2 separate regions of the Homo sapiens genome follow, and region 2 is linked to region 1. A link is a loop called in an ENCODE intact Hi-C map of the cell type or tissue named here. Cell type or tissue: dorsolateral prefrontal cortex. All regions are shown on one strand. Links, peaks and the distances in the headings refer to the core of each region. The heading gives the core; the rest is flanking DNA.

Region 1 (2,915 bases), core at 101-2,600:
TTCACCCTGCATCTCTTCTTTACTACTCATGATGTGCCAGCCCCACCAAATCCCACAAGGTTTCCAAGACAATGATGCCCTTTTGCAACTCAGTGGCTCTGCTCAGCTGTTCTACCTTGGGTCTCCCTACAACATGTCCCTATGGGGAACACCATCTCAACCTGCAAGTACCAAGCTCAAAGATCATTTCCATAGTAAATTCTTCACTGAATCTCCCTCGCCACCAAGGACAGAGAGAATTATTCCTTCTTGTGTCCCCAAATCAATTCCTGCACGCCTGTAGGAGAGAGGCAGCAGAGCATCATGCTGAGGGAACATGCTCCCCAATACCCTATCAGGATGCAAAGCCCAGCTCTGCACATGCTCTCTTTGACCTTGTGCAAATTACCTAAACTATGACTCAGTTTCCTCAACTGCAGAATGAGGGGAAGAGTAGTATATACAACATAGAAATAAATGTGCCAAGTACTTTAAGTCCTCAGAAGAGTGCCCCATTGCTAAGTGCTCAGTAAGCACTGGCTATTATTATGACCACTAAAATGTTAATACTGTCACCATATGCTTAGATGTCTCTATCCTTGTCTACAGAAGAGGGTGAGATTTTATCTTGTTCATGTTTATATTCCTGGCGCCTAACTTCCACGTAATAGGCCCTCAATAAATGTTTATTGAATAAGTAGATTATTTTCTAGGCAGTAAAATATTCCCATAACTCTACAGGTTATATCTCTAGCAACTTTATTTCGTTTCTTTGCTCAGTGGGAAGGAAGTCATTACATAGATCCATAAAACGCTGTGTCCTGAACAGAGACTCTAGAAGTCAATTCATGAGTCCTTCATTGACGTGGGAGTTTGGCAGCCTGGTTCTGCCAGGGCTGTCTTTAAAAGAGTCACTTTCAATTCATGTGTTCAGTAAATACCCACTGAATGTTAATCATGTGCTGGGAATTGTTCTAGGAGCTGGGGAAAAGCATTGCACAAGACAGGAAAGATTCCTGTTCTCATGGACTTTGATGGGAGGAAAATAGTGCATTAAATAATAAGAAATGAAAGAAAAAATAAGTGTTAGATAATAGGTATTTGAATTAAAAGGAGGAAATATGCTACAAAGTGTCTGGGAAGGCAACATTTTGAAAAGGAAGTCAAGGAAAGTTTTTTTGGAGGCCAGCAGTAATATTTAGACTTGAGTTTGAGACCTAAGAGAAAAACATTCCAGGAAGAGGCAGCTTCTCTTACAAGAGCCTCATGTAAAACCAAGCTTGGGATGTTCCAGGAATCAGAAGAAAGCCTGTGTGCCTGGAGCTCGGGGAGTGAATGTAGGAGTCATTCCACGTGAGGTCAGTGAGGAAGGCAGGGGCTCCACAGGCCTGGGGAAGAATGGTGGTTTTATTATATATGCAACAGGTGGCTAAAAGGTTTTGAGCAGGAGAATAATATTATTTGATTTACATATTTAAAACCATAGGGAGAATGGATTATGAGGGAAGTGGAGACCAGAATACAAGCAATGAGACCTATTAAGAGGCTATTCATTGATGTAGGTGAAAACAGATGGCACAAGTTCAGATAGTGTCTGTAGACCAGGACCTGATGTATGTTTATGAACTAGAGTCCTGGTGCTGATGGGTTAAATGTAGGGGTGAGAGAAAGAAATTCTAACTTTTCGCCCATGCTGCAGGGGCAGTCCTGTGGGCAACATATTCAACACATAGGACTATTACTCCAGTTCATATGCTAGGCGACAGGGAAGGTCGTCAGTTACTGGGCAGGGACAGCTGGACAAGGTATAGATGGGGTTGGGGGAGGAGGGAGACCAAGATTTCCACCTTCAAAATGTCTAGTTTGAGACACTCAAGTGGAGAAGACATAAAGTTCATATACGAGTTTTGAGTCCAGTAAGAGGAGATCAGAAGTGTGATTATGCAAGTAGGAATCATTTGTATGAGGACAGAATTTAAAGCTATGAGAGTAGATGTGATTCCTAGGGGGAGCATATAGTTGAAGAAGAGAGAAAGTCTCAGTGCAGAGCCCTGGAAAGGCCAGCATTTGGAGCTGGAGTATTGGGGGCCAGGAAAAAGACCGAGAGGAATCAGACAGTACTGGAAGACAAACTCTAGGAGAGTACATTGTCATGGAAGCCAAGAGAAGAAAACAACTCAAGATGGAGGGAGTGATAAACTGGGATCAAATGCTGCCAAGAGGTCGAGTAGAAAAAGGGTTGACTTTGGCAACATGGAAGTCTTTGTTAAAGGGATTAGTTTCACTTTTCATCTCCTGGACCCAATTTGCCTTTAAAAAAAAAAAAAAAAAGGGTGATGGGGGGGGGAGGAATTCTTTTTAAATACTTTTATTAGGCAGACGTACTCTTTCCTTAAAATAAATCATTCAAAGAATCCCAAGATATAAAAGAGAACAAAATCAGAGTTTCTGTATGGAAACAGAAATCTCAAGAACTTACTTAGCCCCATTTTCTTGCCCCTAAGGTTGATTCTAAGGCAGCTTGGGGTAATTCTAGGACTGCCTTGAAGAGAAGACAAAAAACACTGGACTGGAAGCTCTGTAAAGGGCTCTCTAGCCAAGAGAATCTAAGTGGAAAGATGTGAGTAGTTCTTAGCCTGCTGAACAATAGGCCATCTTCTGGTTAGCAGCCTCCTTACATGTGGCTAGATTTTCTGTTGTGAAGAATACAGCATCTCTGCCTTATAGGTAGGAAAGCTTAGGAACTTCTGTAATCATGGTTCCTTCTGGTTTCAGAACTCAATTCCTTCCAGAGTAGGCCACTGGTTGCTTAGGGGTGCACCCATTCAACTGGTTTGCCCAGATCCTGTCACTCAGACACACCTCCAAGAAGTATCCAAAGCCCTTCCTTTGTTGCAAAATGATTCAGTGTCATTTCCATAAAATGTGGGGACCTG
Region 2 (2,915 bases), core at 202-2,701, 330 kb after region 1:
GTAGAGAAATAAAATATCCATACAGTCATATGCAGAGAAAAAGATGTTGTTGTTGTTGCTTTTGCAACAGGGCCTGGCTCTGTCACCCATGCTCGAGTACAGTGACACAATCTCAGCTCACCTCACTGAAACCTCCATCTCCCATTCTCAAGCCATCCTCCCACCTCAGCCTCCTGAATAGCTGGGACTACAGGTGCATGCTACCATGCCCAGCTAATTTTTGTATTTTTTTGGTAGAGACAGGGTTTGGTCAAGTTGTACAGGCTTGTCTCAACTCCTGGGCTCAAGTGATCCTCCCACCTCTGCCTTCCAAAGTGTGAGGATACAGGCGTGAGCCACTACACCCAGACAAAAGACAGTTGTTGAGACATATATCTATAGCTGTAATCCCAGCACTTTGGGAGGCCGAGGCAGGCAGATCACTTGAGGTCAGGAGTTCAAGACCAGCCAGCCCAACATGGCAAAACCCTGTCTTTACTAAAAAATACAAAAATTAGCAGGCATGATAGCACATGCCTGTAATTCCAGCTACTTGGGAGGCTGAGGCAGGAGACTCACTTGAACCTGGGAGGCGGAGGTTGCAGTGAGCTGAGATTGCACCACTGCACTCCAGCCTAGGCGACAAAGCAAGACTCTATCAAAAAAAAAGCATTGGCCAGGCGCGGTGGCTCACGCCTGTAATCCCAGCATTTTGGGAGGCCGAGGCAGATGGATCATGAGGTCAGGAGATCAAGACCATCCTGGCTAACATGGTGGAACCCGGTCTCTACTAAAAAATACAAGAAATTAGCCGGGGGTAGTGGCGGGCGCCTGTAGTCCCAGCTTCTCGGGAGGCTGAGGCAGGAGAATGGTGCGAACCCGGGAGGCGGAGCTTGCAGTAAGCCGAGATCGCACCACTGCACTCCAGCCTGGGCAACTGAGCCAGACTCCGTCTCAAAAAAAAAAAAAAAGTATCAGATAGTTATATATGACTATAATAGAGAGAATTGGGCAAATTTAATTTTATATCTATACATACATCTAATCCTCTCAATAACTCCATGAGAAATGTATTACTGTTAGCTCCATTTTACAGATGAAGAAGCAGAAGCCCAGAGAGCTTAAATAATCTGTCCAAGTGAATAAGTGGTGAAATTGGCTAGGTGAGGTGGCTCATGCCCGTAATACAGCACTGGCATTGCCTGTAATCCCTGGGGCAAAGGTCAGATGATTGTTTGAGGTCAGGAGTTTGAGATTAGCCTGATAACACAGCAAGACCCTGTCTCTAAAAATTTAATAATACTAACCAGTGGTGAAGTTGAGATTTGAGCCCCTGGCTCTACAGCCTTTAACTATTTTCTTCTATTGCTTCCCTGTGATATAGCCAGACCAATGGTTTTAGTTCCTCACCTTGGACCCCGTCAGAACATACCTGCTCCCACTGCCCTATGACAGCCCTTTAGTTGTGCAAATAAAACTCTTATGTCCTGCCCAAGACTGCTCTTCTCCAGGCCAACACCCACTGTTTCCTCAACTGGCCTCCATGTGACTTGGCCCCGTATCCACTGCTGCCAGCCCTGTCGTTACAGCTGGCTTCTGAAAGGAGGGACCTCAGCATGTCCTCACATTGGCTGCCTTTGCTTTCTGCTGTTTCCTGTTTCAAATTGCAGGGCCCAATACTTTGCATCAAAAATGAAGACATGACATGCTTTCAAAAAAATCTCATTTTCTAAAGGCATTTCCTATTGATTTCCTTCCTTGTTGAGGCTCCTCCCAGCCTGGCTTATGTTTAAAAAAAGAGAGAGAGAAGGATGAATTTTTTTAAAAAAGGAAGAAAGAAATCTGTGTTTCTCCAAGCTCAGACTGGTGTGAGCCTTCTTGCTGACTTAGCTGAAAAGTTGCCGCCTGGGTGCCCCATGGATGAGCTGCCCAACCAGTGTTCCCCAAAACCACTGGCCTTGGGACCATCTCTGAAATACAACCACCAAAATTCCCCTCAAAATCCCCTCTTCACCACCTTTTGTGGGATTACTGGAAGGGGCATTTCTCCTCAGGAAATCCTCTGCCTTAAAAGCTCTGCTTCAGAACTGAAAGGTTCATTTTCCATCTTTCTTTTTTTATTTTATTTTATTTGTTTATTTTGAGACAGGGTCTCACTCGGTCACCCAGGCTAGAGTGCAGTGGTGCCATCTCAGCTCACTGCAGCCTTCGCCTCCTGGGCTCAAGAAATCCTCCCTACTCAACCTCCCGAGTAGCTGGGACCATAGGCACGTGCCCCCATGCCTGGCTAATCCCAGCTTTCTTCCGTTTATCCAGTCTGACTTTTCTCATCCTAGGCGTTCTGCCACTGCATCCCTTGAAATCTCCCATTGTCCACTTGAAGAATCTGAGTACCGGCTTTGGAATCAGATAAACCTGAGCCTGAGTTACAGTTCCTCATGAGCTAGGTGGCTTTGCAAAAAACACTTACCCTCTCTGATACAGTTTTCTCATTTGGAAAATGGAGATAAAGATAATCTGCATGAGTTTCCTAGGATTGCCATAACAGATGATCCCAAACTTCATGGCTTAAAACAGAAACGTATTCTCTCACAGTTCTGTAAATCAAAGTATCAGTTGGGGCTGGGAGCGGAAGCTCATGCCTGTAATCCCAGAAATTTGGGAGGCTGAGGCAGGAGGATCACCCTACCTCAGAAGTTCAAGACCAGCCTGAGCAACATGGTGAAACTCTGTCTCTACTAGAAATACAAAAAAATTAGCTGGTGTGGTGGCACACACCTGTAATCCCAGCTACTTGGGAGGCTGAGGTGTGAGAATCACTTAAACCTGGGAGGCAGAAGTTGCAGTGAGCCAAGATTGCACCACAGCACTCTAGCCTGGGTGACAGAGAAAGGTTCTGTCTCAATATATATGTATATATATATCAGTAAGGCTAC

What was found. A loop is a pair of places that touch in the nucleus more often than their neighbours do. Peaks named below come from ENCODE experiments on the same cell type or tissue, not always from the same donor. Only the 100,000 strongest peaks of a DNase experiment are listed, where the experiment ranks them.
Region 2: it touches region 1 in a loop (2.5-fold over the local background); 1 of 110 quality-filtered maps calls a loop at or near these places.

The regions. Positions count from the first base shown.
Region 1 is chr9:107,973,576-107,976,490 of GRCh38, reverse strand. No RefSeq gene overlaps it. Among named protein-coding and RNA genes, the nearest start is that of KLF4, 490 kb to the right of the region's middle. In dorsolateral prefrontal cortex, for the core only: no CTCF peak of the experiment used is centred there; no DNase peak of the experiment used is centred there.
Region 2 is chr9:107,643,908-107,646,822 of GRCh38, reverse strand. All of the region lies in intron 8 of LOC105376205 (a long non-coding RNA gene), which reads right to left. Among named protein-coding and RNA genes, the nearest start is that of KLF4, 160 kb to the right of the region's middle. In dorsolateral prefrontal cortex, for the core only: no CTCF peak of the experiment used is centred there; a DNase peak (open chromatin) is centred at 1,529; H3K27ac peaks cover 874 bases.